Linked DNA regions of Homo sapiens: all the other regions are linked to region 1. A link is an interaction called in ENCODE POLR2A ChIA-PET data of the cell type or tissue named here. Cell type or tissue: MCF 10A. All regions are shown on one strand. Links, peaks and the distances in the headings refer to the core of each region. The heading gives the core; the rest is flanking DNA. Region 1 overlaps TMED10 (transmembrane p24 trafficking protein 10). Region 2 holds the start of FOS (Fos proto-oncogene, AP-1 transcription factor subunit). Region 3 has its middle 24 kb from the start of FOS.

Region 1 (10,399 bases), core at 1,208-9,207:
CCAAGGTGTAAAATTTTAAAGCGCCTTTGGTTGAAACCAAACTATTTCCACATTGTACTTTAACAAGTGAATGGTTAGAATGCTATTTTGCATTAGTTTCCAATTTGTGAATGGCAAATTCCCAGGGGCCATAGAGTTACTGTCAAGATGAAAGAATCTACCAAAGACCAACCCAAGTTTATACCCTTCACTGTCTGCCACGGTAGCCATTAGCTACATATAGCTACTCAACACTTGAATTGTGGCTAGTCTAATTTTAAGCTATAGATGCGGTATAGCTTGAAATGCACACTGGATTTTCAAGATTTTATATGAAAAATGGAATGCAAAACATCTCATTAACCATTTTTATATTAACTATATGTTGAAATAATATTTTGGGTATATTAGGTTAAATACACTACTAAAAATAATTTTCGGCTGGGCACAGTGGCTGATGCCTATAATTCCAGCACTTTGGGAGGCCAAGGTGAGCAGACCACGAGGTCAGGAGTTCGAGACCATCCTGGCCAACATGGTGAAACCCCATCTCTACTAAAAATACAAAAATTACCTGGGCGTGGTGGCATGTGCCTGTAATCCCAGCTACTCGGGAGGCTGGAGAATCAGCAAATTTTACCTGTTTTTTACTTCTTTAATGTGATACTAGAAAATTTAAAATTATACATGCAGCTCAACATTTTATGAGACACCACTGCAGCAGACTAAATAAATGATTTATAAAGCATGTATTGGGCCGGGCACGGTGGCTCACGCCTGTAATCCCAGCACTTTGGGAGGCTGAGGTGGGTGGATCACGAGGTTGGGAGTTCAAGACCAGCCTGGCCAACATAATGAAACTCCATCTCTACTAAAAATACAAAATTAGCTGGGCGTGCTGGTACATGCCTGTAATCCCAGCTACTCGGGAGGCTGAGGCAGGAGAATTGCTTGAACCCGGAAGGCGGAGGTTGTGGTGAGCCGAGATCATGCCATTGTACTCCAGCCTGGGCAACAAGAGTGAACTCCGTCTCAAAAAAAAAAAAAAAGAAAAGAAAAAAAAATTATACCCCAATAATGGGAACCACTACTTTACACACTATGGATTCATAATAAAATTTATTTGAGGGAGAATGGAGATAAGAGGATAAATAAGAGGCCAGCCAGTGGGTGTGCAAAGCACTTCATATTGGCTCTTGGAAAGTCGCTTTGTGAAAAATGTTCAACTGTAAGTGAAAGGAGAGGAGAAAAGACGTTTACCTCCTGGAGTGGGGTTTTGCATTGGATATGATAGGCCTAAAAAGTGAGTCCTGAGGATTCATATACCGGGGGTGGGGGGTGGGGGTCTTTTAGGAATGAAAGGCAGGGGAGATGGCTCTCTGTAGGAGTGATTCTATGCAATTGCAATTTTAATTGCAAAAACCACAATTACTTTTGTGCGAACCTAATAGTAACAGTTTCCAAAAGAGAGAAGATAAAGAGAATAAAATGCCTAGCTTACAGAACCATATTTGGTCTGAGGATGCATAATTAAGGATTCTTAATTATATATATATATATAATTTACATATATTACATACAAAATATGATAATCTTTTACTAGCTCATATAAACTATCGATCTGCAGTAACTGAAGAATAACAATATTTTTTCTCTAATTCATCAGGTATAATTTGCCATAATTTAAAAGAGAAATATGGAAGAATTATCACCAATCCAGACATAGAAGTACTCAAGAGTAACAGTACACCTAAAATGGTTTCTGCTAGCCTTTATTTGAGAAAATTTACACAAAAATCCCCAATCCAACATTTACAAGTGAATCTGTATAAATCCCATATGCCTCTTTCCCAAACAAACCAAGAAATGGCTTTATGACAGGGGTCCATGACAATGGTATAACAAGGCTTACTTAAACTGCATCATTCTCATTTATATTATACAGACCATTTTGGATAATATGCTCAAAAATGGAGGAAAGCACATAACACCCGATTTTAAAGCTTATTTGCTCTTGTGTCAGTCTTTTGTCAAAGGCAAATACATTTACTTTTTAGATAAAACCAAAGTATAATATCAATTAACTTTTAAACCAAAAGCACAAAATGTCCCAGTTGATAGTTTCGGCATGAGTAAAGGGAAGGGACATGAAAGAATGTCAACTCCTACAAAGCTTAAGTTTAGGGTCACACTTGGGAACAAAAGCATCAACGAAATAAAATATTCTCTTCTCCTATCTTCTTGACATTTTGTCACATCACAAGAACATAACTAAGAGAGTAGCTTTCGTTGCTCCTAAAAAGGGGAAAGGCACCAGTCAGAAATAGGAAAGAAAATCTTGTTAGGCTAACGGTACATGATAGAAATTTCACATTTAAAAGTTTAAAGATGGAGGCTGGGTGTGGTGGCTCACGCGTGTAATCCCAGCACTTTGGGAGGCTGAGGCAGGCAGATCACTTGAGGTCAGGAGTTCGAGACCAACCTGGCCAATATGGTGAAACTCTGCTTCTACTGAAAATACAAAAATTAGCCAGGCATGGTGGTGTGCACCTATATTCCCAGCTACTCAGGAGGCTGAGGCAGGAGAATTGCTTGAACCCAGGAGGTGAAGGTTGCAGCGAGCTGAGATAGTGCCATTGCACTCCAGCCTGGGCGTTGCAGCAAGACTCCGTCCCCCCCCCCCCAAAAAAAAAAAAGTTTAAGGATGTATCTTAACCCACATATTATTTTCTCTACTTGGATGCATCCTCTGTAACTTAGTATATGTAATACTACAGATAGACTTTCTCAACATTTGCTGCCTATGCTAAGGATCTGCAGCCAGGTTCTCAGAAGCAGTACCTACCAATTCTCAACAGCAGATGGCAATGTTGTACAAGTTAACGACAGAACTACTTTTATGCCACAGGAGAGGAAGACACAAGGAGTCAAAAGGGGGAAAAAAAAAGTTTGGGTTCATAGTAGCAGGAACATTAACAGAATAGCCTGAGATTTTAACAGCATAACTCATTCCCTCTTCCACCTTTGTACTTTATCCAGGTCAACACATCAGGGTTCTCTAACGATTCCAGTATTCTGTTTCTTTACTGTAAGATACATGTAATTCTTGCCACTGTGATTAAACAAGCCCTGTAATAGTCAGCAGGGTTAAAAAGAGATTACGGAAAGGATAAACTCCTACCTACTTTCTTGGGAGATGTGGGAAAGATTTCAAGTCACAGCATTTTTCATAACTGTTTATAAACAATGGTCATTTATATCCACACTTTCTCTTATTTACATTAGTTTTGGCCCTTAGGCAACTCATACTCCTACAGTGATTATTGGCTTTGCTTTCATAACATGTATTTTTAAGTATTTACTCTCTTAATGGCCCTCGATGTCTATTTTATACATCATATCTCTTAATTCTCTAGATGGAACACTGAAGGACAGGAATTAAGTAAGTGACTGGCCATGCAAGGGTTGGAAATTTTACTTATTTTTCCTTGGTAGAAGTTATGTTAAAAATTCAAGCAACCACATATCTAACAGAGGAATTTTATCTAGGATATATAAAAAACCTCTCAAAACTCAATAGTAAAAAGAACAAATGACCTAAATAGAAAATAGACAAAAGACATGAAGACATTTCACCGAAGAGGATACATAGATGGCAAATTAGCACACAAAAAGATACTCAACATCATTAGCCATTGGAAATGCAAATTAAAACCACATGTGGTATCATTACACACATCTATGTGAATGGTTAAGATAAAAAATAGTAGTAATACCAAATGCTGGTGAGGATGTGAAGAAACTGGATCAATCATACATTGCTGTCTGAATTGTATGAGTGGCTGTATGTAAAAAGTAGAGCCACTCTGGAAAAAGAGTAGGGTAGTTTCTTACAAAAATATATGTGTTTACCATACAACCCAACAGTTGCCCTTTTGAGCATTTATCCCAGAAAATGAAAATGTATGTTCACATAAAAACCTGTACATGAATGTTCACAGCAGCTTTATTAGGGCAAAAAACTGAAAACAACTCTTATGTCCTTTAGTGGGTGAATGGTTAAGCAAACTGTGGTACATCCATACCATGGAATACTACTCAGCAATCAAAAGGAACTGCCCCCACTTCACCACGATGCAATATATGCATGTAAGAAATCTGTACTTATACCCCCTAAATATATAAAACATTTTTAAAAGAAAAAAAGGAAGAAACTATTCATACATGCAACAACTTGGATGGATTTCAAGGGAATTATGCTGAATGAAAAAAGATCAGCCTCGTAAGATTACATTCTGTATGATTCCATTCATACAACATTCTTGAAATGACAAAATTACAGAGATGGAGGACAGAACAGTGGTAGCCACAGGTTGGGGTGAGGGTATAAGAAAGGGATGTGGCTGCGGCTGTAAAAGGGCAGTGCAAGGGATCCATGTGACAGAACTGTTCTGTCTCTTGTGATGGTGGTCACATGAATCTACACATGTGATAATATTGCATAGAATTAAATACACATACACGAAAAAAGTTCAAGCAGTTGAGCACAAATATTTTAATTGTCTAAAATGACATTTTCTTTAAGAGTTATCTACAGTTCAAAGCTCACTTTTATGAGGTGTCACATCCATCACCATTTTAAGAGATATAAAATCATGAAAAGATATCACCAGAAGCTATGTAAACATTTCAGCTAAGGGTAAAGAGAAAGTTAAGGGTGTTTTCACAAGGAAATTGAAAGAGGGCAATCCAAATGAAGTCAACATGGTCACACAAAAATCTTGGTAAAAGAACTAGAATGGAAGCCCAAGCTGCTGAGCAAGTGGGAGAAGAAAAGAAAACATAGTCCAAACAGATCACACAAGGGAACCCAGGACAAATGCTGACTTTGGCATTATCTAGGTAACCCCTATTTTTTGTCATAGGTGACTCTAATAATAGACCTATTGTTGCAAAACCAGTCAAAATCCTACCAAATTAAAAAGAAGTCCCTCATTGACTTGTTGGGTGTAGGTGGTACCCCATGTCCTCCCACACCAAAAGAGATCAGTTCTGGCAAGAAAGCTCCAACGTGCCTTGATGGTGCTGTTGGTAGGATGCCTTAGGCCAGGCACGTCCCAGCGATGTTCTGCTGGCTGAGGTACAAGGTGGGAGGAGAATATGCCTCATTCATTACTCAATCAATTTCTTGGCCTTGAAGAAGCGTCGCAGGTAGAAGACCTGCCAGGTAGCTAGTCCAATGAGACAGAACATTGAAAAGATGCTGAAGTATAGGACCCGAGTGTTTGTTGACTCTAAAAAAAAACAAAAGCATTGTAAACATAATGAAGTGAGCCTCCTCAGCTGGCTAAACAATGGCAGGGGAGGTGGGTAAAGGCAATTAATTAACTTCACTCTGTCCCTAGGTCTAACAGTAGGATTTCAGATAATTTTTCTTTTTAAGTTCATTATCCTGGCTGGGCATGGTGTAATCCCAGCCTGTAATCCCAGCACTCTGGGAGGCTGAGGCAGGCAGATCATGAAGTCAGGAGATCGAGACCATCCTGGCTAACTCTGTCTCTATTAAAAATACGAAAAATTAGCCAGGCATGGTGGCTTGTGCCTATAGTCCCAGCTACTTGGGAGGCTGAGGCAGGAGAATTGCTTGAACCCAGGAGGCGGAGGTTGCAGTGAGCCGAGATCGCACCACCGTACTCCAGCCTGAGCGACAGAGCGAGACTCCATCTCAAAAATAAGTAAATAAATAAAAATAAAAGTTCATTATCCTATATATAAATGTTGAAAATTACAAAGATTGGTGCTATCAGTTTGATGTGGGTATAGACTAATTGAGGATGTTGTCACCTGCCTATCACAGTAGGAGTTTCTACTCTCTTGAAAATCTAACAAGGCTCATTTACCTTTAGCAGCAACAACAGCGAAGCAAGCAATTTCCCCTCCATATACCCACCTTGGCAAAACTGAGAAAAGGGTACACCAGAATTGAAAGTTTGGAGACTGTCTCATTTATGGGTCACTTAAGAAGTAAGAGTCGCCTTCCCCCTCACCGTTGGTATCACGCATCTCCTCTTCTCTCTTCTTCATGTAGGCAAAATCATTAACAATAGATTCTGAAAGGTCTTCTAGGCGTCGCAGCTCTACCTCTAATGGTTTGAGCTTCTCAACTTTTGCAATCTGGAAAAGAATGGAATATTTTCAGCTCTCTGAAAACATCGCTTCAGTCAAGAACATAAAGAAGGCAACAGAGAAGTCTTTTTTAAAGTTTCACCAGATTTAAATTCTCTCCTATCAATCATCCTAACATATTTTAAAATTTGGGCTTCTTTCTTTCCCTATAGACTATATCTTTCCATTTCAGACCTTTTTTGATACTTTAATTTTGACTAAAATCTTAGAAGTAATATAATAACCGTAGGCTATAAAGTAAGATATACTATTGTCTCAAGATTTTTTACTTTTTTTTTGAGACAGGGTTTTACTCTGTTGCCCAGGCTGGAGTGCAGTGGCACAGTCTTGGCTCACTGCAGGCTCGACCTCCTGGGCTCAGGCAATCCTCTTGCCTCAGCATCCCAAGTAGCTGGGACCACAGTCATGCACTGCCACACCCAGCTAATTTTTATACTTTTTCTAGAGATGGGGTTTTGCCATGTTGCCCAGGCTGGTCTCGAACTCCTAAGCTCAAGCAATCTGTCCGCCTTGGCCTCCCAAAGTGTTGGGACTACAAGTGTGAGCCACCATGCCCAGCTGATTTTTGACTTTAGTAAAGCACTTTACTTTGCACTTCCACTCATGTCTAAGAAGTAAACTATTGTTAATACAATAAATGTGGGAGTCATATTAAGTCAAACCTGGTTTTAGAAGAAAAACCACTAAATTCATTAAACCTTTGACAGTACATAGGAATGTGAGCATGTGTTGTTATAGCATTAAAGTAATAATTCAAAATACACAATTAGAGAATTCTGGTTCATATAAATCCTACAACAACTTTAAGGTTTAATATCAGAGCTCAGATGTGAGAAAACTGCACTGAATTTTTTATGTATTTTTTTCTTTTAGAATGACACAGCCAGTTATCAAAAGAAATCTTCAAGGAATTCCCTGTATGCTGAGGAATGAAGGATGTGAGAAAGAAATTAACTGTCTTCTGCTCTCAAGTTAGACCCCTAAGAAAACTCTTAAGAGTATCTAATAACTAGAGGCATCTGTCACACCAGCAAAGATGTCATTATTGTTTTTTTCTTATCAGTCTTAGATTATGCTTTGCTTTAAAATGAGATACACCACCAGAGCTTTCCAGATCTTTTTTTTTTTTTTTGGAGATGGAGTCTCACTCTTGCCAGGCTAGAGTGCAGTGGTGTGGTTTTGGCTCACTGCAACCTCTGCCTCCTGGGTTCAAGTGATTCTCCTGCCTCAGCCTCCTAAGTAGCTGGGACTACAGGCGTGCGCCACCACACCCAGCTAATTTTTTGTATTTTTAGTCGAGATGGGGTTTCACCATGTTGGTCAGGATGGTCTCGATCTCTTGACCTCGTGATCCACCTGCCTCGGCCTCCCAAAGTGCTGAGATTACAGGCGTGATCCACCATGCCCGGCCAGCTTTCCAGATCTTAAAACTTTTACATACCAGTTGCTCTTAAAGTTTCCACATAGAGAATTCTTTAATAATTCTGTTTCTGGCCGGGTGTGGTGGCTCACACCTGTAATCCCAGCACTTTGGGAGGCCGAGGTGGGTGGAACACGAGGTCAGGAGATCGAGACCATCCTGGCTAACACGGTGAAACCCCGTCTCTACTAAAAATAAAAAAAAAAAATAGCTGGGCGTGGTGGCGGGCGCCTGTAGTCCCAGCTACTCGGGAGGCTGCGGCAGGAGAATGGCGTGAACCCAGGAGGCGGAGCTTGCAGTGAGTTGAGATTGTGCCACTGCACTCCAGGATGGGTGACAGAGCGAGACTCCATCTCAAAAAAAAAAAAAAAAATTCTGTTTCTTTCTTTCTTTTTTTTTTTTTTTTAAGGATGGAGTCTCACTCTGTTGCCCAGGCTGGAGTACAGTGGTATGATCTTGGCTCACTGCAACCTCTGCCTCCCAGGTTCAAAAAAATCCTCCCACCTCAGCCTCCTGAGTAGCTGGGATTACAGGTGTGTGCCACCCCACCCAGCTAATTTTTATATGTTCAGTAGAGATGAGATTTCACCACGTTGGCCAGGCTGGTCTTGAACTCCTAACCTCAGGTGATCCATCCACCTCGACCTCCCAAAGTGCTGGGATTACAGGCGTGAGCCACTGCACCTGGCCTTAATAATTCTGTTTATATATCTGCTTCTTTACTCCCTATTTACTGTACATTCCCTATGGCCCACTTTTTTTTCTCTCCTTTGTTCAATTCATTGTCCTTGTCCTTTTCTTTGTGAAATGTTAACAGCAGTTAACAAGGGATGAATAGGAGGCATTTATTTTATGTTTTCTTATTATATTCTTCACTAAATGTGTGATGAACAAAAGTTATTTAAAATAAAACAAACTGCTGTTAAAATTGGGATGTAAAAATTGAGTTTATATTTAAGGTCCATAAAAATATGGTGATAGACTTGCGATGATACACCTACAGTTTTCTCTCACCAGAAGCACATTTTCTTGCGTTTGTAAAATGTTGGCTAGAGTTAACGGTGTGACTGGTAACTGCAGAACAGCTTCTGGGTGTAAGATTTAACCAATAGTTAATGCACAGAGCTAACTTTCCTAAGTGAATGGCCAAATGCCAGGTTTTGTCATTAACCCAGAATATATATCTGTTCATTGATCTCATATAGAGCTGCAGAACAAAAAAAAATTCCTCAAGAAAAATACAGGAGCTATACAAGCTGAACCTTAGTCTAACATCTTCCCTCCTGCTCTATACTTCCCCACTCAGAGCTTCCTAAATGAGACAGTATAAAGGAAATGGCATGATACTTCTTAGAGATAAATTATTTAAAGTTCCCTAAATAGAAACTTGCAAAAGAAACTGGAAGTGAAACTATGGCTGTGCCTCTGCCAGCTGAAAATGATATTAAAAAAAAAATTACTTTAAAGCCTACTGAATCCCACAGCCTTTGCTTCTTTTTTTTTTTTTTTTTTTTATTTTTGTTGTTGTTGTTGTTAAAGGACAATAGTCCAGAGACCTAAAACCCGAAAAACAATGATGGAATTAAACCTGGTACTGAAGATGGCTTTTGTAGATTACAGCCCCCCACAAGCTGTTCCCAATCCCTTTCCAGTAATAAAACTTATTTTTTAGTTGTACAACCAACACATAAATATATTCTTTGGCTAAAAATTTAAACTATCCAGAAGCAAAGAGAATATAAACCAAAAGTCTACCTTCATGGTTCCTCAATTCCCACATTGCTTTCCAGAGGTAAAGATGCTTATAAACTTGATGTATTATCTTTCCACACCTTTTCTTCTGAGACACTATGCTTTTGTATGTAAATGTACACAGAAAAATATAACTTAAAATCTATTTATAAATGGCATACTACACACATTGTTCTATAGCTTTTTTCCATTTAGTAAGATCTTTCCAAAAATGTCAGTGCTTATCAATTCATCTTATTCTTAACTGCTGCACAGCATTCCACACAGCTAGTATTCCACATTGTTTAGTTAATCATTCAATTCCCAACCCCTTTTCTAGTACAGGTGCTACTTCAGACTCTACACCTCTATTCATAACCAAACAGTCAAATTCCTATCTTCAAAGTTGATTTTATTTCCTCAACAAAATCTCTGCTGAGGCCAAGCGTGGTGGCTCACACCTGTTATCCCAATACTTCGAGAGGCTGAGGCAGGAGGATCACTTGAGCCTGGGAGGTCAAGGCTGCAGTGAGCCAAGATCATGCCACTATACTCCATCCTGGGAGACAAACTGAGACTCCGACTCAAAAAAAAAAAAAAAAAATCTATTGAATCCCATCTTTCATCCAGAAAATTATTTTCAGACCTTCATTAGTGGGATGAAGGTCTCATTTTGGTCTCATTTCCTAGAAGCCATTTTTGCCTAATAAGTACCTTCACTCATGATACTAATTTAAAATCTAGAAATCTTAAAGAAATCTCAAGAGACTAAAACAGTACTGAAATCTAGCTTGCCATTCCAAACACCTAGTACACCATGGATACTCAATAGTAAAAAACAACAATCATGGATATATTTCTATGTTGAATCTAAACCTAGAAATCCAAATAATATTTGGAGGAAATCAAAGAACAAAGATCTTTTCAAACCACCAAAATCTGACGGACTTAACAATTAAATGCTATTAAGGAAAGTAATTCCGCCTTCCTCCATGTGAGAACACAGTGAGGAGGCAGTATGCATTCAGAAGAGGACCCTCACCAGAACCTGACCACACTGGCACCCTGATCTTGAACTTCCTA
Region 2 (10,399 bases), core at 895-8,894, 140 kb after region 1:
AACTTTTCAGTATAGGGAGAGAGAGAGAAAAAAAAGATTTGTCTTGTTGAGTAAGAGTAAGGTCATGGATGACATGGTGTGACCTCTGCTGAAGATGTCTTAACACCTCGAATCGCGTCATGTGGCAGCTTCTTCTAGCCACCCCTGGCCCTGCACATGGTGATTATGAGATTTTTCTCATTGGATGGGAGCCCTGGAATTGAGGTTTCTTGGGGTGTGTTTTTGTCCTGTAGGTTTAGTGACGTCGACGGGGTTCCTTTGGAATTTCAGCAGCTAAGTCCGCCGGAGCTGCAGAAGGTCAGCTCAGGACATCGGAGGAGCTGACAGCCTGGAGAAGCTGTGCTTGTCTGCTGGTAGGGAGCACTTGTTTCTAAAGCAAGATTCTGCAACACTGACAGAACCAGTTTCCCATACTGCTGGTGGCTGCAAAAGATGTTTCAGGCTTGGGCTGCAGTGTGCCTGTCTTTGGCACTGCCACTGTTCCCCAGTTTCCTCAGCTCCAGATGGAGCATGTCTCAGGGACCACACAGAGCTTTGTTTAAATGCTCACATTAGCAGAAGGACGGGGATCCCATTGAATCATCCTCTCCTGTCAAAAAGCCAAGAGTTGTTCAGAAGGAAAAAACAGTTTTTCTCAAAGAGGCTAAATCTCTAGTACTAATTAGTTGCAGTAGTGGCATGTGTGTGTGTGTGGGGGGGGGGTGGCATGGTAATCTTGTGCCTCCAGTGTTCTAAATAGGGGCAATCTTTTTGCTCACGGTCTGAGCCATCGAATGAGTAACCTCGACCTCCTAAGACCCTTCACTGGGCTCACGTGTGTGTGAGTCCCACAGGAATTGTGGAATGCCTCTTTCTCTTGTTGGGTCCAGACATTTAGAATGAATAAATTAAAGGGTAGTGGTAACATGGTCATTGTCATTGCAGACAATGTGGTATTTATATATGGGCACTAGCTGTCTTTCTCATGGGGCTCAGGAACAAGGGTAAGTTTGATCTTTCATCATGAACCACTGGGGTGTTCTTTATACACAGAGGCTGTACCAGCTGAAAATAGCCCAAACATCTTGTAATTTTGTCTTTCCCAATTTTTGCCTATTCATATCCCAGAATAAAAGAGCCTGTTCAGCCTTTCCAAAGATTTAAAGAACATTATCTATTTGCTTTCTAAGTACCCAAAAAGCACAACCGTCTACATTCACCTTGGCTGGATGAGGACATGCATTCATTCATCCATTCAAGAGATATTTATTGCCAGACCTGGTGGCTCACGCCTGTAATCTCGGCACTTTGGGAGGCAGAGGTGGGAGGATCACTTGAGGCCAGGAGCTTAAGGCTAGCCTGGGCAACATAGCGAGACCCCATCTCTACAAAAAATAAAAAATTAGCTGGGCATGGTGGTATGTGCCTGTGGTCCTAGCTACTTGGGAGGCTGAGGTAGGGGCATTGAGCCTAGGAGTTCAAGGCTGCAGTGAGCTATAATCACACCACTGCACTCCAGCCTGGGTAACAGAGTGAGACCCTGTCTCAAAAAAAAGAAAGAAAAAGAAAAAGAAAAGGGGTATTTATTGAACACCTACTATGTTTCAGGCACTGTGCTAGATCCTAAGTGAATATCAGCACATGAACAAGACAAAGGCGAAAAGTTACCAAACAAGTCTAAGTTGATTTCGGTATATGCATCTTCCTGACTTCTGGTCCCGTGCTTTGACCACAACCCTTCACCACTAGACCAGACTTCCCCAAATAAACAACTACTTCTGCATGCTGGGGATGGGCTGTGTGCGGCAGCATTTACGTAGGCGGTACAGACAGCAGCCTTTCACTTAATGTTGCAATAACACCAGGCTAAACAATGTGCACTGACTTCAAAAGTGTGGGGTCAGGTCTCCTTCAAGTGCCACAGGGAGAGTGCAAAGTAGGAAAAGTCTATCGGATGAGGAAACACTGTAGAGGGAAAGTGAATTTTTTTTCAATTTGGGTTAAAATTCAGATGTGGAATTCTACCCTCCTTTTCACTTTTGGATCCCCAGATAGGAGGAACTCAGCACATAGATAATCATGAACTACACACATTTTGGTTTTATATGCTCAGACTTGTCCAGAGCATGAAATCCCTGCCCTGTTGGAAGGCAGCGCCGTGCTCACGGAGGCACACAAGCACCTGTCTCAAAGTCACCCTGACCTGCAGATCTGCAAATGGCAAAAATAATTTCACATGTTTGTTCTGATTTGTCTTCATTTTTAGGCTACCTTGTGTGAGCTCCACTTTTTAGAATGTGATTTTGCAGTCCTGAAATGGATACCATGAGCAGATTGAGATGTGAGAATATGTTAGAATGATCACAGGTTCGGATGTTAGTGGGGCAGGAGAGGGAGTCTGAGATTGTATTGGCCTATACTGTGGCTTCTGGTTGAGCACTTGGTTTGCCTGGATGATGCTCTGGCCTTACTCAATCTTTATCATTCCATTATCCAGAGGACAGAGGATCTGAGCCCCATCTCTGTATTGCAGTCACCTCCTCTGGGACCTGTTTCCAAGCCTTCTTCTGTGTTGCCTGGCACCCCTTTCTTACCTCTTTCAAACCACTTACTGCTACCCTGTAAGCTCGATTGACTTGTTGGTCTTCCTATGAGACTGGAATCTCTCTGAGGGTCGGGACAGGCCTACCCTCTTCATTACAGTGAGCACCAGCCTCCAGCCCAGTCAATAGTTTTGTTAAATAAATAATTGAACAAAATTATTTGTTAAATAATGGTTTGTCCTTTCCAGAGGATGGACTTAGTTTGTCCTTTCCAGAGGATGGATTTAGTAAGTCTCCAACTCTGGTCATAATGGTGCCAGAAGGAAAGAGTTAAGCTATCTGGAGGAAATAGGCTCACTCAAAGACCCTTCTTCTTTTTTTTTTTTTTAATTGGCAAAGGCAGGATAAGTGTATTTGAGATAAATCCTGGATATAAAATCTTGACACATCTTTTAGGTATTGGCCGAGATGCTTTGGACCTGAAAGGGAAGTAAATCAAATCATTCTAGGTTTTCTTTTCTTTTCTTTTGGAGACAGAATCTTGCTCTGTTGCCCAGGCTGGAGTGCGGTGGCACGATCTCGGCTCACAGGAACCTCTGCCTCCCGGGTTCAAGCAATTCTCCTGCCTCAGCCTCCTGAGTAGCTGGGACTACAGGCGTGCGCCACCACACCCGGCTGTTTTGTATTTTTAGCAGGGACAGAGTTTCACCATGATGGCCAAGCTGGTCTCGAACTCCTGGCCTCAAGTGATCCACCCGCCTCGGGCTCCCAAAGTGCAGGAATTACAGGAGTGAGCCACCGCACCCAGTCAGGTTTCCTGTTAAGTGGCCTGAGATCTAGTTGTGAATGGCAGTCATGGCCAGACTCAGGAATTCAAAGCTTGACCTATTTTGTCTGAAGCTAATATTAATAATAAGAGAGATGTATTTGGCTTCATAACCCCTTTCCCTCCCGTCCCCCTCTTTCTTTCTGTAATCAAGGATAGAATTAGAAGTACCGAAGGCCGCAGAATTGCTTTAGGATTCAGAGCAGCTCCAAGGAATCTGTGTTTACGTATTATGTGTGTTTTTCCGTTTCCCTCCCTTTTTATGAGTGAGAAAAAAAAGCGCCTAAATTCCCACCAACATAAACCAATGACATACAATGATGAAATTCTGTTTTCACCTCTGCCTGTGACAGGGAATGCAAAAATAGCAAGTGGCCCAGTTCCACGAATCCCCGCCTCCTGCCCTCCCCGCTCCTGCCGGGTTGGATCTCTAAGAATGGAGGTTAGCGCACAGCCTCGCGCGGGCCGCTCAGCCCCCGGACCCGGCGGATGATGTCAGGCGACGGGAGCGGCCGCGGCCGGGCCGGGGAGGCCGCGGCCCAGGGGAGCTGGGAGGGAGGGTGGCCTCGCCAGGCCGACGGCGCGCCCGGCCGCGCGGCGTTGCCTGGAGACGGCCCTGGCGGCGCTGTGTTGCTGTAAACAGCCGCTTCCCTGTTACTATCTATAGCAGGATCTCCTGGCTCCCGGGCGCGGCGGCTGGAGGCAGGTCTGCGGTCCGGCTCCCCGCGCGCCCCGAACTATCCGCCCGCCGGCCTCATCCTGCCTCGCCCCTCTCCAGGTGCCCACCGCGGGCCCCGACCCCCGGGCCCGAAGAGTGGAGAAGGGAAGACCGGGGCTGTGCGGGGACATGCGTCTTCGCGCCCTGGAGGTGGCCAGCGCGCTGGGGCTGAGCCCCGGCAGCGTGACCCCGGCTGTCCTACGCAGCAGGGCAGGAGATTGGGGGGCGTGGCACACTCTGGAGCACCTTGCCTCCCCAAAGCCCCGTGTTCCAGGACGTGGAGCCGCTCCTGGGGTCCCAGCAGTCGAGGTATTCCGCCCAGGCGCAGCTGGACACTGTCCTTCCAGCCCCCGTCCTCCACCCTCCAAGTCCGCGCTGGAAAATCACCCGCTGCGGGCTCCCGTAAGCACAGCTTCCTGGCGGGACCGAACCAGCCCTCAGCGCAGATTTGAGTTCCCCGCAGGAAGCACACCCCGCCTTGTCATCCCGAACTGACCACCCTGCCCACATAACCACACCTCGCACTCCCTACCCCTGGGGCCCAGCTCAGAACCGGGCAGACACCCCCTTCAAATGTCTTCGCACGTAGGTTTTGCACAGTGTTTATCTGCTGGTGTCTCAGGGATTTGACAGTTTCCTTAATATTCCCACACATGGCCGAGAAAAATAAATAAATAAATGCGCTGTCTTCTTTAAAAAAATAAATAAATAAAGTACCCAGTATCGTAAAGTAGGTTATCGTATTCTCTTATTTTGGATCCTCCACTTTCTGCTTCCAAACGCAGGAACAGTGCTAGTATTGCTCGAGCCCGAGGGCTGGAGGTTAGGGGATGAAGGTCTGCTTCCACGCTTTGCACTGAATTAGGGCTAGAATTGGGGATGGGGGTAGGGGCGCATTCCTTCGGGAGCCGAGGCTTAAGTCCTCGGGGTCCTGTACTCGATGCCGTTTCTCCTATCTCTGAGCCTCAGAACTGTCTTCAGTTTCCGTACAAGGGTAAAAAGGCGCTCTCTGCCCCATCCCCCCCGACCTCGGGAACAAGGGTCCGCATTGAACCAGGTGCGAATGTTCTCTCTCATTCTGCGCCGTTCCCGCCTCCCCTCCCCCAGCCGCGGCCCCCGCCTCCCCCCGCACTGCACCCTCGGTGTTGGCTGCAGCCCGCGAGCAGTTCCCGTCAATCCCTCCCCCCTTACACAGGATGTCCATATTAGGACATCTGCGTCAGCAGGTTTCCACGGCCTTTCCCTGTAGCCCTGGGGGGAGCCATCCCCGAAACCCCTCATCTTGGGGGGCCCACGAGACCTCTGAGACAGGAACTGCGAAATGCTCACGAGATTAGGACACGCGCCAAGGCGGGGGCAGGGAGCTGCGAGCGCTGGGGACGCAGCCGGGCGGCCGCAGAAGCGCCCAGGCCCGCGCGCCACCCCTCTGGCGCCACCGTGGTTGAGCCCGTGACGTTTACACTCATTCATAAAACGCTTGTTATAAAAGCAGTGGCTGCGGCGCCTCGTACTCCAACCGCATCTGCAGCGAGCATCTGAGAAGCCAAGACTGAGCCGGCGGCCGCGGCGCAGCGAACGAGCAGTGACCGTGCTCCTACCCAGCTCTGCTCCACAGCGCCCACCTGTCTCCGCCCCTCGGCCCCTCGCCCGGCTTTGCCTAACCGCCACGATGATGTTCTCGGGCTTCAACGCAGACTACGAGGCGTCATCCTCCCGCTGCAGCAGCGCGTCCCCGGCCGGGGATAGCCTCTCTTACTACCACTCACCCGCAGACTCCTTCTCCAGCATGGGCTCGCCTGTCAACGCGCAGGTAAGGCTGGCTTCCCGTCGCCGCGGGGCCGGGGGCTTGGGGTCGCGGAGGAGGAGACACCGGGCGGGACGCTCCAGTAGATGAGTAGGGGGCTCCCTTGTGCCTGGAGGGAGGCTGCCGTGGCCGGAGCGGTGCCGGCTCGGGGGCTCGGGACTTGCTCTGAGCGCACGCACGCTTGCCATAGTAAGAATTGGTTCCCCCTTCGGGAGGCAGGTTCGTTCTGAGCAACCTCTGGTCTGCACTCCAGGACGGATCTCTGACATTAGCTGGAGCAGACGTGTCCCAAGCACAAACTCGCTAACTAGAGCCTGGCTTCTCCGGGGAGGTGGCAGAAAGCGGCAATCCCCCCTCCCCCGGCAGCCTGGAGCACGGAGGAGGGATGAGGGAGGAGGGTGCAGCGGGCGGGTGTGTAAGGCAGTTTCATTGATAAAAAGCGAGTTCATTCTGGAGACTCCGGAGCGGCGCCTGCGTCAGCGCAGACGTCAGGGATATTTATAACAAACCCCCTTTCAAGCAAGTGATGCTGAAGGGATAACGGGAACGCAGCGGCAGGATGGAAGAGACAGGCACTGCGCTGCGGAATGCCTGGGAGGAAAAGGGGGAGACCTTTCATCCAGGATGAGGGACATTTAAGATGAAATGTCCGTGGCAGGATCGTTTCTCTTCACTGCTGCATGCGGCACTGGGAACTCGCCCCACCTGTGTCCGGAACCTGCTCGCTCACGTCGGCTTTCCCCTTCTGTTTTGTTCTAGGACTTCTGCACGGACCTGGCCGTCTCCAGTGCCAACTTCATTCCCACGGTCACTGCCATCTCGACCAGTCCGGACCTGCAGTGGCTGGTGCAGCCCGCCCTCGTCTCCTCCGTGGCCCCATCGCAGACCAGAGCCCCTCACCCTTTCGGAGTCCCCGCCCCCTCCGCTGGGGCTTACTCCAGGGCTGGCGTTGTGAAGACCATGACAGGAGGCCGAGCGCAGAGCATTGGCAGGAGGGGCAAGGTGGAACAGGTGAGGAACTCTAGCGTACTCTTCCTGGGAATGTGGGGGCTGGGTGGGAAGCAGCCCCGGAGATGCAGGAGCCCAGTACAGAGGATGAAGCCACTGATGGGGCTGGCTGCACATCCGTAACTGGGAGCCCTGGCTCCAAGCCCATTCCATCCCAACTCAGACTCTGAGTCTCACCCTAAGAAGTACTCTCATAGTTTCTTCCCTAAGTTTCTTACCGCATGCTTTCAGACTGGGCTCTTCTTTGTTCTCTTGCTGAGGATCTTATTTTAAATGCAAGTCACACCTAGTCTGCAACTGCAGGTCAGAAATGGTTTCACAGTGGGGTGCCAGGAAGCAGGGAAGCTGCAGGAGCCAGTTCTACTGGGGTGGGTGAATGGAGGTGATGGCAGACACTTTTACTGAATGTCGGTCTTTTTTTGTGATTATTCTAGTTATCTCCAGAAGAAGAAGAGAAAAGGAGAATCCGAAGGGAAAGGAATAAGATGGCTGCAGCCAAATGCCGCAACCGGAGGAGGGAGCTGACTGATACACTCCAAGCGGTAGGTACTCTGTGGGTTGCTCCTTTTTAAAACTTAAGGGGAAAGTTGGAGATTGAGCATAAGGGCCCTTGAGTAAGACTGTGTCTTATGCTTTCCTTTATCCCTCTGTATACAGGAGACAGACCAACTAGAAGATGAGAAGTCTGCTTTGCAGACCGAGATTGCCAACCTGCTGAAGGAGAAGGAAAAACTAGAGTTCATCCTGGCAGCTCACCGACCTGCCTGCAAGATCCCTGATGACCTGGGCTTCCCAGAAGAGATGTCTGTGGCTTCCCTTGATCTGACTGGGGGCCTGCCAGAGGTTGCCACCCCGGAGTCTGAGGAGGCCTTCACCCTGCCTCTCCTCAATGACCCTGAGCCCAAGCCCTCAGTGGAACCTGTCAAGAGCATCAGCAGCATGGAGCTGAAGACCGAGCCCTTTGATGACTTCCTGTTCCCAGCATCATCCAGGCCCAGTGGCTCTGAGACAGCCCGCTCCGTGCCAGACATGGACCTATCTGGGTCCTTCTATGCAGCAGACTGGGAGCCTCTGCACAGTGGCTCCCTGGGGATGGGGCCCATGGCCACAGAGCTGGAGCCCCTGTGCACTCCGGTGGTCACCTGTACTCCCAGCTGCACTGCTTACACGTCTTCCTTCGTCTTCACCTACCCCGAGGCTGACTCCTTCCCCAGCTGTGCAGCTGCCCACCGCAAGGGCAGCAGCAGCAATGAGCCTTCCTCTGACTCGCTCAGCTCACCCACGCTGCTGGCCCTGTGAGGGGGCAGGGAAGGGGAGGCAGCCGGCACCCACAAGTGCCACTGCCCGAGCTGGTGCATTACAGAGAGGAGAAACACATCTTCCCTAGAGGGTTCCTGTAGACCTAGGGAGGACCTTATCTGTGCGTGAAACACACCAGGCTGTGGGCCTCAAGGACTTGAAAGCATCCATGTGTGGACTCAAGTCCTTACCTCTTCCGGAGATGTAGCAAAACGCATGGAGTGTGTATTGTTCCCAGTGACACTTCAGAGAGCTGGTAGTTAGTAGCATGTTGAGCCAGGCCTGGGTCTGTGTCTCTTTTCTCTTTCTCCTTAGTCTTCTCATAGCATTAACTAATCTATTGGGTTCATTATTGGAATTAACCTGGTGCTGGATATTTTCAAATTGTATCTAGTGCAGCTGATTTTAACAATAACTACTGTGTTCCTGGCAATAGTGTGTTCTGATTAGAAATGACCAATATTATACTAAGAAAAGATACGACTTTATTTTCTGGTAGATAGAAATAAATAGCTATATCCATGTACTGTAGTTTTTCTTCAACATCAATGTTCATTGTAATGTTACTGATCATGCATTGTTGAGGTGGTCTGAATGTTCTGACATTAACAGTTTTCCATGAAAACGTTTTATTGTGTTTTTAATTTATTTATTAAGATGGATTCTCAGATATTTATATTTTTATTTTATTTTTTTCTACCTTGAGGTCTTTTGACATGTGGAAAGTGAATTTGAATGAAAAATTTAAGCATTGTTTGCTTATTGTTCCAAGACATTGTCAATAAAAGCATTTAAGTTGAATGCGACCAACCTTGTGCTCTTTTCATTCTGGAAGTCTTGTAAGTTTCTGAAAGGTATTATTGGAGACCAGTTTGTCAAGAAGGGTAGCTGCTGGAGGGGGACACACCCTCTGTCTGATCCCTTATCAAAGAGGACAAGGAAACTATAGAGCTGATTTTAGAATATTTTACAAATACATGCCTTCCATTGGAATGCTAAGATTTTCTACTGCTTCTGGGGACGGGAAACCGCTGTGTAACAGCTTTTGTGGGAATACATTTTTTCTGTTTCAGTACTCGCAGGGGGAAATATTTAAATTTTGTTGTGCTAATATTAAATTCAGATGTTTTGATCTTAAAGGAACCCTTTAAGCAAACAGAACCTAGCTTTGTACAGACTATTTTAACTTTTTATTCTCACAAAATCACGTGGAGGGTTATTCTACTTCAAAGATGAGCAAATTGAAGAATGGTTAGAATAAACAACTTTCTTGATATTCCGTTATCGGCATTAGAATCTTCCTGCTCGTTATCGTATCCAGCAGGCTGAACTGCCTCTTGATACTTGGTTAAAAAAAATTTTCAGGCCGGGCGCGGTGGCCCATGCCTGTAATCCTAGCACTTTGGGAGGCCGAGGCAGGCGGATCACCTGAGGTCGGGAGTTCGAGACCAGCCTGACCAACATGGAGAAACCCCGTCTTTACTAAAAATACAAAATTAGCCTGGTGTGGTGGTGCATGCCTGTAATCCTAGCTACTTGAGAGGCTGAGACAGGAAAATCACTTGAACTCGGGAGGCGGATGTTGCAGCGAACTGAGATTGCGCCATTGCACTCCAGCCTGGGCAACAAGATTGAAACTCTGTTTAAAAAAAAAAGTTTTCACTAATGTGTACATTTTTTTGTACTCTTTTATTCTCGAAAGGGAAGGAGGGCTATTGCCCTATCCCTTATTAATAAATGCATTGTGGTTTCTGGTTTCTCTAATACCATATGCCCTTCATTCAGTTTATAGTGGGCGGAAGTGGGGGAGAAAAAGTTGCTCAGAAATCAAAAGATATCTCAAACAGCACAAATAATGGCTGATCGTTCTGCAAACAAAAAGTTACATAATAGCTCAAGAAGGAGAAGTCAACATGACTCTGAACAAGCTTTAACTTAGAAACTTTATCATCTTAAGGAAGAACGTGACCTTTGTCCGGGACGTCTCTGGTAATGGGGCACTTACACACACATGCACACGTACAAACCACAGGGAAAGGAGACCGCCCTTCTGCCTCTGCTCGCGAGTATCATGCAGGCACCATGCACTATGTTTTCACACACACTGGGTGGAAGAAGAGCTTCAGCGCCAGTCTTCTAATGCTTTGGTGATAATGAAAATCACTGGGTGCTTATGGGGTGTCATATTCAACCGAGTTAAAAGTTTTAATTCAAAATGACAG
Region 3 (10,399 bases), core at 1,288-9,287, 120 kb after region 1:
GCTGAAACCTGAAACCATAACGTAAGAGCCCAAGGGAGACTGGAAACTCTACAGCCATGAACTAAAAGCAGCGTGTGTCAGCCGCAGAATCGGATAACACAACCAAACCACAAATGTGCCTGCCGCTCAGGCTTTAAAGTTCTACAGCAGAGCAGGACCCACTGTGACTTACTTTGTGTGATGGAGTCAAACCACATTTTTTTTCTTCTTTTTCTCATCAGACTTCACAGGAAATATACGTCTTTGTTCAGATTTGAGATAAGGTACCCCTTCACCTTGACTCTCCTTTGCGGCATGAACTCACCCATTAAGTTGCTCACTTTCTATCCTAGGCCCATATCATCAGCCACTTATATTTAGTAGGCATGTGGGTTTGTATTGCTCTTATGTTAGAGGTGGAATCAAAGCTTTATCTATTAAGACATGGTTTGTAGTCAGACTGAGATGACAATCTAAAAAAAGGAGGTGAGAGTCTCCCGGAGGATACAACCAAGTGGGGTGGATTCTGTTGAAGGTTGTTTATTTTGCCATCAGTAATCCCCTACAATGCTGTTGCTCAATAATTATTTTAGGTCTCATGACTTTCAACCTAACCTCTGTGCCCACAGAGAGAATCTATACTGAGGTGTTGACATGATTTCTTTGCAGCTGTTACAAATTAATAGCCTTGGCTCCCTTCGCATGTTGAACCATTAAAATTGTGAAGACAATTGGCATTAAGGTATTTCTCAAAGACCCCTCACCCAGTCTAATGGGACCTCTGTCCCGTTCCAGGAGTGCCTATTCCTAGATTTCTTTTTTATTTATTTTATTTATTTTTTGGTTTTTCCTTTTAAGCCCAAATCTCCCCATATAGGACTAACCTACGGGCCGACACGGTGGCTCACACCTGTAATCCTAGCACTTTGGGAGGCCGAGGCAGGCAAATCACCTGAGGCCAGGAGCTCGAGGCCAGCCTGGCCAACATGGCGAAACCCCATCTCTACTAAAAATACAAAAATTAGCCAGGCATGGTGGTGCACACCTGTAATCCCAGCTACTTGGAAGGCTTAGACAGGAGAATGGTTGAACCCAGGAGGTGGAGGTTGCAGTGAGCCGAGATCATGCCACTGTACTCCAGCCTGGATGACAGAGCAAGACTCCATCTCAAAAGAAAAAAAAAAGGACTAACCTAAGAATTGATGGTAGGAGGGCATGGAAGGAGGAGTACAAACAATAGCCCAGTAGGTTGTAGCTTATAGCCAGCGTTCAATAAACTTATCTCAGTATACTGAGAAGGAAGGAAGCAAATATATAATAAACCACCACCACGTTAATGCCTACTGTTTGTCAAGCATTTGCCATCCACACACCTTATCTTGTTGTCCTCCAACAACAGTATAAGGAAGGTAGTATTGGTGTGCCCATTTTGCAGAGAAGGAAACTGAGGCACAGAAAGATTAACTCGTAAGATAAATAGTTTGCAATGAGTAGCAGAGCAGGGATTTGAACCCAGGGAGTCGAGCTCCAGGGCTGGTGTTGTCAAATGCTACTAAGATATGTGTATTTTATCAGGAGGAAGCAGAGGGAGAAGAGGCACTGTAAAGAAATAGAAGGGTGTCTTGGGAGCTTAAGCTTTGGCCTATAGCACGATGCTGTCCCAGTCACAAACAGAGCCCCAGCCCAGATGGACAAGGCCACATCCTGACAAATACCCAGAAGTAAGACAGTCACAGTTTTGTACCCACTCTCTGTCCCCATCCTTTGCTGTTCTTGTGGGGCCAGCCAGGTTCCAGCTGAGTTGTAAACTTGTAGTATGGCTCTAGCTAGCCTAAGGGATTAGTGGAGCCATCTCTGGCTCATTGAGCTCCAGAGTGGCCAGTGAGAGCCTGGAAGTTGGATCAGATGACACTTCTGGAGGCATGGGCTATGGTCCCAAGGGTCCCCAGTAACTGGACAAGGGCCTTGGATCCCCAGCCTAATATGGAAGCGTCTCAAGACCCTTCTCTGGTCTTGTGTCTTCACTGACCCTGAGGAAAGGGCCTCCATTTTGCTTTAGATAGTTTAGCACAGTCTGGGAAGTCAGCCATTTCTGAGTTTGAATCTCATTTATTGCCTGTGCTGAGTTGGGAAAGTTAACTTCTCTATGCCTCTACTGCTTTTTTAAAAAACTAAAAATATAGAAGGCTGGACGCAGGGGCTCACACCTGTAATCCCAGCACTTCGGGAGGCCAAGGTGGGTGGATCATGAGGTCAAGAGATTGAGACCATGCTGGCCAACACGGTGAAACCCCGTCCCTACTAAAAATACAAAAAAATTAGCTGGATGTGGTGGCAGGCACCTGTAGTCCCAGCTACTTGGGAGGCTGAAGCAGGAGAATTGCTTGAAGTGGGAGGTGGGGGTTGCAGTGAGCTGAGGTTGCGCCACTGCACTCCAGCCTGGTGACAGAGCGAGACTCAGTCTCAAAAAAAAAAAAAAAAAAATACACACACACACACACACACACATATATATATATATATATACTGGGTCTTGCCATGTTGCCCAGGCTGCTCTTGAACCCCTGGCCTCGAGCAATCTCTGTGCTTCCATATCTTCATCTGTCAAAGGGGATAGTATAAGAACCTACCTCACAGGGTTGTTTTAAGGACAAAGTAAACGAATTCCTATCAGTCACATAAAGCACACTTGGCACTCAGTAAACGTGGGTGATGGTAATGAACTACACCTTGCTTCCGTTTAAGAAGTCATTCTAACTGTCTCAAGCCCCACAATGCACATTATCTCATCCGGGTAGGGAGCGGCCCCAGGAACAAAGCCTATGGCTTTGCCAGGCCCTGCAGCCATGTGCTCAGGTCTCTCCTGGAGAGGAAATGGTTTCATTATTCAGCTGTCTAGGTCATGGCCACTTTCTTCAGGGCAGGGCTGTCTGTGGCCTTGCCTGCTCGACATGCTTGGTTATGCCCAGCATGCCAGCCTGGCTCTGCCGGCCCCCAGCGTGTGAAGGAGCACAGAGAGGCATAAGCCTGCCTGCCGGGAAGAATGCTCATTCATGACAGGTCCATAGCGTCATAATGCTAGGCCTTGTTCTTGCCCCTGGAGCAGGTGAGGAGCCCATGGAAGCTAGTGCACTTCTGAAGATCCTTTCGTTGATCTGGCTGGATGACCATGACTGTGACCTTCAGCCAGGAAATCCCTGCATTCAAGGGAAGGCTGCCCCAGGGTCCAGGGCAAGGGCAATGTTTAGGCTAGTAGAAAGGCCCTTTCTGGCTGGGTGCGGTGGCTCACACCTGTAATCCCAACATTTTGGGAGGCTAAGGCGGGCCATCGCTTGAGCCCAAGAGTTTGAGACCAGCCTGGGCAACATGGTGAAACCCCATCTCTACAAAAAATACAAAAATTGGCCTGGTGTGGTGGTGGGGGCTTGTAGTCCCAGCTATTCAGGAGGATGAGGAGGGAGGATCACTTGAGCCTGGGAGGTCAAGGCTGCTGTGAGCTAGGATAAAGTCACTGCATTTCAGTGACTGCATTTCAGTGATTTTCAGCCTGGGAAAGACAGCGAGACCCTGTCTCAGAAAAAAGAAAGGCCCTTTCCAAAGTTGACTTGGGAGCCTCAGAAGGGAAGCATAGAGATGACAGGGCGGGTCTGGGGTGCTGTGTCTGTGTCTGCTGTCTAAGGCATCTAGCCACCGGCACAGCAGGGCTCTCCAGGAACATCGCTACCATTCTGGTTCTGAGATGTGTTCCAGAGGTTCTGGTTCCGCTTCCGTATGGGTTCCAGACTTCCTTCCGTTGAATCCTAGCACTGTCATTTATCAACTGTGTGACCTTTGAAAATCTCCTTAACCTCTCTGCCTCCATTTCTCATCTGTAAGAGGGGATGACAATAATCTACTCACCTACTCACCTCTTTATGTTGTTTTGAGGCTTAAATGAGTTTTTACAAAAATGCTTAGAACAGTGCCTGGCATGTAGTAGCATAAATATTTGCTGTTATTTTTCACATGCTAGAGATTTTAGTTCTGGATGGAGGCTCATCTAAGTAAGGGGGCAAATCCAGAGTTCTAGACTAAGTCTATTTGACCTTGAAGTCTGTTTTCCTTGAAAGCTACCACCTTGTATAAAAAGAACCCCTAATTTGTATGCTTTAGGAGAGACCATATTTCAATTTTGGGGACACCAGTCCTTCAAGGTACAGCACAGTTGCCTGACCTCAGAATTTTTTTTTTTTTTTTTTTTTTGAGACAGAGTTTCGCTCTTGTTGCCCAGGCTGGAGTGCAATGGCGTGATCTTGGCTCACCGCAACCTTCGACTCCCTGGTTCAAGTGATTCTCCTGCTTCAGCCTCCCGAGTAGCTGGGATTATAGGCATGTGCCACCACACCCAGCTAATTTTGTGTTTTTAGTAGAGATGGGGTTTCTCCATGTTGGTCAGGCTGTTTTCAAACTCCTGACCTCTGGTGATCCGCCCGCCTTGGCCTCCCAAAGTGCTGGGATTACAGGCATGAGCTACTGCGCTTGGTCCAGAATTTTCTTTTCTTTTCTTTTCTTTTTTTTAACAAACAAGGTATTGCTCTGTCTCCCAGTCTGGAGTGTAGTAGCATGATCATAACTCACTGCAGTCTAGGCCTCCTTGGCTCAAGTGGTCCGCCTGCCTCAGCCTCCCAAAGTGCTAGAATTATAGGTATGAGCCACTGTGCCTGGACAGATTTTGTTTTAGAAGCAGGAGTTAAGTGTCCATGAGTAGTAGGAACTCAGGTAATCCAGCCCAAATGGACTTGATCAACCATCCCCTGATCCCGGATCTCAGCGTGATGGGAGTCTAGGAAACCTGCCCTTTGACCTGAATCTGGATGACGTTAGTAATACAGGAATAGGTGAAATGCCAGCCACACCTGGCTGGCCCATGAAAAGGAAATACTTCCCACGCTTTGCTTTTGCACACCAAGGGCCCCCAGGTAAAGGCATCCAGGGTGCAAGCCGCCTGCTTTAATGCCCGGGTGTGGCTGCAGGAACAACCCAGTACAAACTGGAGTGAACCTGTTGCCCTCTTCCTTCCCTGCTGCCAAGCCAAACAGAACACAGGGAACACAAATAGAATCATCACAGTAAACCAGCTGTTGGAGCCAGACACTGGGAGAACCCACTCCCTGGCACTGCCACCCCATTCACGGGTCCAGACATGATGAAGTGCTCTGAGGGCTGAGGAAGGTGTGGCCCGTGGGCATTCCTGTCCAGCAAGAACCCCTCTGGCTTGTCTGTATTCATTGCCACCCACATGGACCTCTCTATGGTTGCTTGCCAAAGCCGGGAGGGAGAAGGGTCTCCCCTTCCTCCAAGCCCAGGATCACCGGGAAATGCCCTTCCCACCTACTGGACTTGACTAATGCTGCTTGTCAAGAAGGGAACTCTTCAGACACATAAAAATCCTAAAGGTAGCTGAGGTTTGAAAGAATTCGTGCTGGACGTGCTTCCCTGCAGGGTCAGGCATTGGGGAGGAGGGAGAAGAGGAAGGAGGAGCTGGTTGTAAGTGACAGCTGCAGATAAATCTGTGTGGAGCTGTCCAGGGAGCTGTTGAACTCAGGTAGTGCCCTCCCTAGCCTGGGGCAGGTCAGAGTCTCCCCGAACCACCCAAACCTTTCTGCTGCGTGTGCTCTGGGGCATGTCTCTCTTTGCCTCCTTGGATCTTGAGCCAATGAGGAAATATAGGCTAGTCCCAGAAGGCAGGGATGAATTTGTGTTCTTTGTGGTGTCAGCACCTTTTCATGAAGCTCTAGCAGATCTCACAATCTTCCCTTCTTTAAAAAAAAAAAGAAAAAGAAAAAAGTTTGGAAAAGGGGGCTAGAGTCTCCCTATGGAAAAGAAAGCTCGTGGAATGATCCAAGTGGAGGTTTTCCATGCATTCCATGGCATCATTGGAGATGTCCTGGCTCTGTACTTACTTAACTACTTGAATCTCAGTTTCTTCCGTTGTAAAAGTGGGCACATGAAGACCTAGTTCTCATGGATATTAACAGGATAAAACGAGATAACACATAGAGTACTCTCAAGTACTCTACATAGTCCTAGCATATCAAAAGTATTAGATAAATCTTGCCTTTATTTTCTCCTTCTCATACACTGTGTCAGTGGCTTGCTGGGTCCTTGATTAGCCTGAAGGACTGAAAGAGAGACCTCAAGAGAGAGAATGGCAAAGTAAATACGACCATCTTATTCGAACTTAACTCTGCGTTTCAAGTAGGGAGATAAGAAGGACTGCTGTTCCACTTCTTTTCTAGATGACAAGATGGGTTATTTTTATTTTTTATTTTTGAGACAGTTTCGCTCTTGTTGCCCAGGCTGGAGTGCAACGGCATGATCTTGGCTCACCGCAACCTCTGCCTCCCGGGTTCAAGTGATTCTCCTGCCTCAGCCTCCCTAGTAGCTGGGATTACAGGCATGCGCCACCATGCTTGGCTAATTTTGTATTTTTAGTAGAGACGGGGTTTCACCATGTTGGTCAGGCTGGTCTCGAACTCCTGACCTCAGGTGATCCGCCTGCCTTAGCCTCCCAAAGTACTGGGATTACAGGCAAGAGCTACCATGCCAGGCCTAAAATGGGTTATTTCTGTGCCTAGAGGTAAATTGCATCAGTGCTTTCCCATCTGAAACAAAACACAAACCACTTCATTTCCATGTCAAAAACTGATTCAATCTAATCTACCCATAAATCAGGCTTTCTCATTAACCTGAATTTGAAGTTTCTCTCTTTTCCAGCTGCTTTTATGCTCTAGGTGGAGTTTAGAAAAGAGAAGTCTAGCTTAACCATTCGTTGACAGAAAAAAGTAGAAATTGTCATTTCTTCCCTGAAAATACCAGAATTAGTAAATTGCTACCTTGCCCATAATCCTGTAATAAGCAGAATCTGCATTATGGTTGGATATATAGCATGAATCTCAACTACTATCTGGGTTTTTGTTTTTATTTTTATTTATTTATTTATTTTTGAGACTGAGTCTCACTTTGTTGCCCAGGATGGAGTACAGTGGCGCAATCTCGGCTCACTGCAACCTCGGCCTCCCAGGTTCAAGTGATTCTCCTACCTCAGCCTCTTAAGTAGCTGGGATTACAGGTGTGCGCCACCACGCCCGGCTAAATTTTTTGTATTTTTAGTAGAGACGGGTTTTCACTATGTTGGCCAGGCTGGTCTCGAACTCCTGACCTTAGGTGATCCACCCGCCTCAGCCTCGCAAAGTGTTGGGATTACAGGCGTAAGCCACTGCGCCCGGCCAATATTTTTTTCTTTTTTCTTTTCTCCTTTTTTTTTTTTCTTTTTTTGAGTCAGAGTCTGTCGCCCAGCCTGGAGGGCAGTGGTGGGATCTTGGCTCACTGCAATCTCTGCCTTCCAGGCTCAAGCAATTCTCCTGCCTCAGCCTCCTGAGTAGCTGGGACTACAGGCCTGCACTACCACACCTGGCTAACTTTTGTATTTTTAGGAGACAGGGTTTCACCATGTTGGCCAGGCTGGTCTCGAACTCCTGGCTTCAAGTGATTCGCCTGCCTCCCAAAGTGATGGGATTACAGGCGTGAGCCACTGTGCCCGGCCAGGGTTTTTTTTTCCTGAAGGGCTGATCATGGCTTTGTTCCACTCACTGTGCCCTTCTTCCTCTGCTTGGAACTGGACAGAAGTTCCAATAAGCTACTGTCTTCTATTAAGTAAGGACCAGACATGAAAAACTTTATGGTGGGGATGAGTGGATGGGGCAAGGGTTTGGGGAGCAATGATCAACTGGGTAAAATCCTGGGGAGTGGCAATTGAGTGGGAAGGGAGTCAAGAAGTGTTTAGGGAAGGATGTCGGGGAAGTGAGTAATAGGTAGGTCAGAGGATGGAGCAAGGGAATGTTGAAAGGCAACGGATATGCTCTGTGGACAGGTGGCAAAATATCTGAATGGGGGCCCAGGGAGGGCTACTATGGAGTAACAGGGAAGGGACCCTGAGGTGCTGATTTCTCAGAGATAGACAATGGGATTGGATATGTGTTGGTGGAGGAATGCAGAAAGCCCAGGCCAACTCCGAATGCCATTCATTTACATGAAATCCCTCTTTATGCCTCCACCATCTGCAACAGACTATGTGCTCACCCAAATGGCTTGCTTTTAATTCCAGCAAATAATATCCCCTCTGCTTTCCCCCAAATACAAAAGACACCATTTAAATTCAGCCAGGATGGAAGATCATGATATTTGGAGAAAATTCAAAGTCTGGGCCGCTCAGCTGTGCCTTATCATTCAAAAGTTACATTTTGTTCAGGTTGGCTGGCTTCACATGGTCATCTCAACTTTTCACTCCTGTTTCTTTCTTCTTTTTTTTTGAGACAGAGTCTCGCTCTGTCGCCCAGGCTGGAGTGTGCAGTGGCGCGATCTTGACTCACTGCAACCTCCGCCTCCTGGTTTCAAGCGATCCTCCTGCCTCACCCTCCCGAGTAGCTGGGATTACAGGCGCCCGCCACCAAGCCTGGCTAATTTTTATTTTTATTTTTTATTTTTTAATTAGAGAGGAGGTTTCGCCATGTTGCCCAGGCTGGTCTTGAACTCCTGACTTCAGGTGATCCACCTGCCTCAGCTGCCCAAAGTGCTGGGATTATAGGCCTGAGCCACCCTGCCTGGCCCTCTCCTCTGTTTCTTGACCTGGTTTTGTTTACAATTTGTTGCTGCAATCTTCCTATAACTGTTTCCAGAGTTGTGTGACGAAAAGGGAGGCTGGCACGCAGAGAGATTTCTCACACTCTGTTGGCTTGTGCAGTTGAGACAAAATTAAGCAATGTAGAAATTTAAGCTTCAGTTTTTAATGACCTAGGTTTTTCCAGGCCTTCCCATTTTGGAGTATCACAGTACTCAGGGATTTCTGAGTTTTCTCTCCCTTCCAGAGGAACTATTCTTGAATGGGATTATTAAGCACCCCTTCCTCAATTCTTCAACAAAGCTCCGAGGAATGAATGTCTCAAGTTCTGCTGCTTTTAAAGTATAAAAGATAAATTCAAAGTTCCTTATGCTTCTCCTTTCTGGGAGAATTCTGGGTTTTACTCCAACAGTGGGAAAGTTTTCTAAGCTGGTTTTGCTCCTGTCTCATGGGCAAGGCAGTTTGGTCGGTGGCTGTTCTGTGGGCTGCTGTCTGGAGGAGACGGTCGGTGGAGACGGTCGGTCGGGGAGGTCACCCTGACAATTATGGCCAACTGACGGTGGAGGGAGTGGTCTCGGTTTGGCCCTCAGTCTGGAGTCACAGTCTGGATTCACAGGCAGCGCAGAGAGATGTTGGCTCAGGACCTGAGGCTGAGGCGTGCTGGGACAGCCTAGGGGGTGTCCTGGCTTTCCAGGGGCTGGGGAACCCTCTCTGGCCCGGGGGCGGGAGAAGCTGTTCCAGAATCGGTTCTGGCTCCACTGCCACCTCAGCACTTTCTAATTGCAGCTCCAAACAGCCGCAGCTGCAGTCATAGCAACAGGCCCCGCCCACCGGGCTTCGCTCCTGGCGTCCAGCACGTGACGGCGACGCCTGCGTCGCTCCCTCAGCCCCTGGCGCTAAGGGAGGCGGGGAAGTGTGGGGGGATGACGTTTACTCTGTCGTCTCCATGGATATAATGCATAGACGTCAACGTCGCCAGTGTTTGGTGTGTAACGTTCTTCCGTCTCCATGGGAACGTCAGGCGGCCAAACACCGGGCCCCAGCAACAGGCTTCTGATTGGCCCGAGGCTTCCAAAGGCGGAGCTTCGTCTCCCGCGCCCGCTCGACTGTGTTGCTGTTTTGGTTGTTGTCTCCCACTTGTTTATTTCTCTAACAGATCCTGGAGGCTGAGGTCTAGATCGGTCGCCAAGGATGGGATCCAGGAGAAAACGTGCTGAACGTGCAGCTTGCTCCTACCGATTACAGCCCAGCAGATGACATAGTTCCACTGTGCTCTAGTCCATTGTGGGAATTATGGCCCTCATGCCCGGCGTCTGTCACAACCCAATATTTGGTGTTATAACCCCTGCTCCCACCCCCCAGCACATCTCAGAAGTGCCGTTACCCTCTCAGTCACATCCCAGAAACTGTGTTGCCTTCACGGTTACTCTTGTTTATGCTTGAGAGCACTCGGAGGCCTTTCCATATCTAAAGCCTGCATTCAGTGCTACCCCCTGCAGGATTTGGATACATTTCCCCGTCTGGTCCTAATTCTGTTGAATGACATCATTTATCCGTATTCCCACCCAGAGATGGGCAGATTTCTTGTAACCTGAATAGATACCAAAGAATCCCAAAGGACCTGGGTGGGTACTTCTATTTATGGGCTCATTGGATCTTATTCTTTCCTCTCCGCCTGTTTTAATTCAAATCGGGGGGACCATTTGATTTCTCCAATAGAAACAGAAAGAAATTGAAGACAGAGATGAACACAGATCAAGA

What was found. ChIA-PET counts read pairs that join two places held together with the same protein. Peaks named below come from ENCODE experiments on the same cell type or tissue, not always from the same donor. Only the 100,000 strongest peaks of a DNase experiment are listed, where the experiment ranks them.
Region 2: POLR2A ChIA-PET joins it to region 1 with 13 read pairs; 16 of 35 experiments call an interaction of 5 or more read pairs at or near these places.
Region 3: POLR2A ChIA-PET joins it to region 1 with 22 read pairs; 19 of 35 experiments call an interaction of 5 or more read pairs at or near these places.

Annotation. Positions count from the first base shown.
Region 1 is chr14:75,129,734-75,140,132 of GRCh38, forward strand. It overlaps TMED10 (transmembrane p24 trafficking protein 10), which reads right to left. Exons shown (of 5, transcript NM_006827.6): 4 at 6,027-6,153; 5 at 1,736-5,273. The coding sequence ends at 5,152. Among named protein-coding and RNA genes, the nearest start is that of NEK9, 7.9 kb to the left of the region's middle. In MCF 10A, for the core only: a CTCF peak has its summit at 2,835 (motif pointing right); DNase peaks (open chromatin) are centred at 2,868 and 5,128.
Region 2 is chr14:75,273,248-75,283,646 of GRCh38, forward strand. FOS (Fos proto-oncogene, AP-1 transcription factor subunit) reads left to right here and starts at 5,581. Exons shown (of 4, transcript NM_005252.4): 1 at 5,581-5,876; 2 at 6,630-6,881; 3 at 7,313-7,420; 4 at 7,536-8,983. The coding sequence starts at 5,736. The coding sequence ends at 8,177. RefSeq lists silencers at 3,745-4,254, 4,983-5,072, 5,423-5,482 and enhancers at 5,571-6,498, 5,853-5,912, 6,499-7,424, 7,451-8,010, 8,011-8,570. In MCF 10A, for the core only: no CTCF peak of the experiment used is centred there; DNase peaks (open chromatin) are centred at 1,794, 3,894, 5,264, 5,554 and 1 weaker place.
Region 3 is chr14:75,249,584-75,259,982 of GRCh38, forward strand. No RefSeq gene overlaps it. Among named protein-coding and RNA genes, the nearest start is that of FOS, 24 kb to the right of the region's middle. RefSeq lists enhancers at 4,363-5,562, 7,297-7,466, 7,361-7,860, 8,138-10,399, 8,560-9,538 and 3 more. In MCF 10A, for the core only: no CTCF peak of the experiment used is centred there; DNase peaks (open chromatin) are centred at 5,058, 5,548, 7,808, 8,718 and 1 weaker place.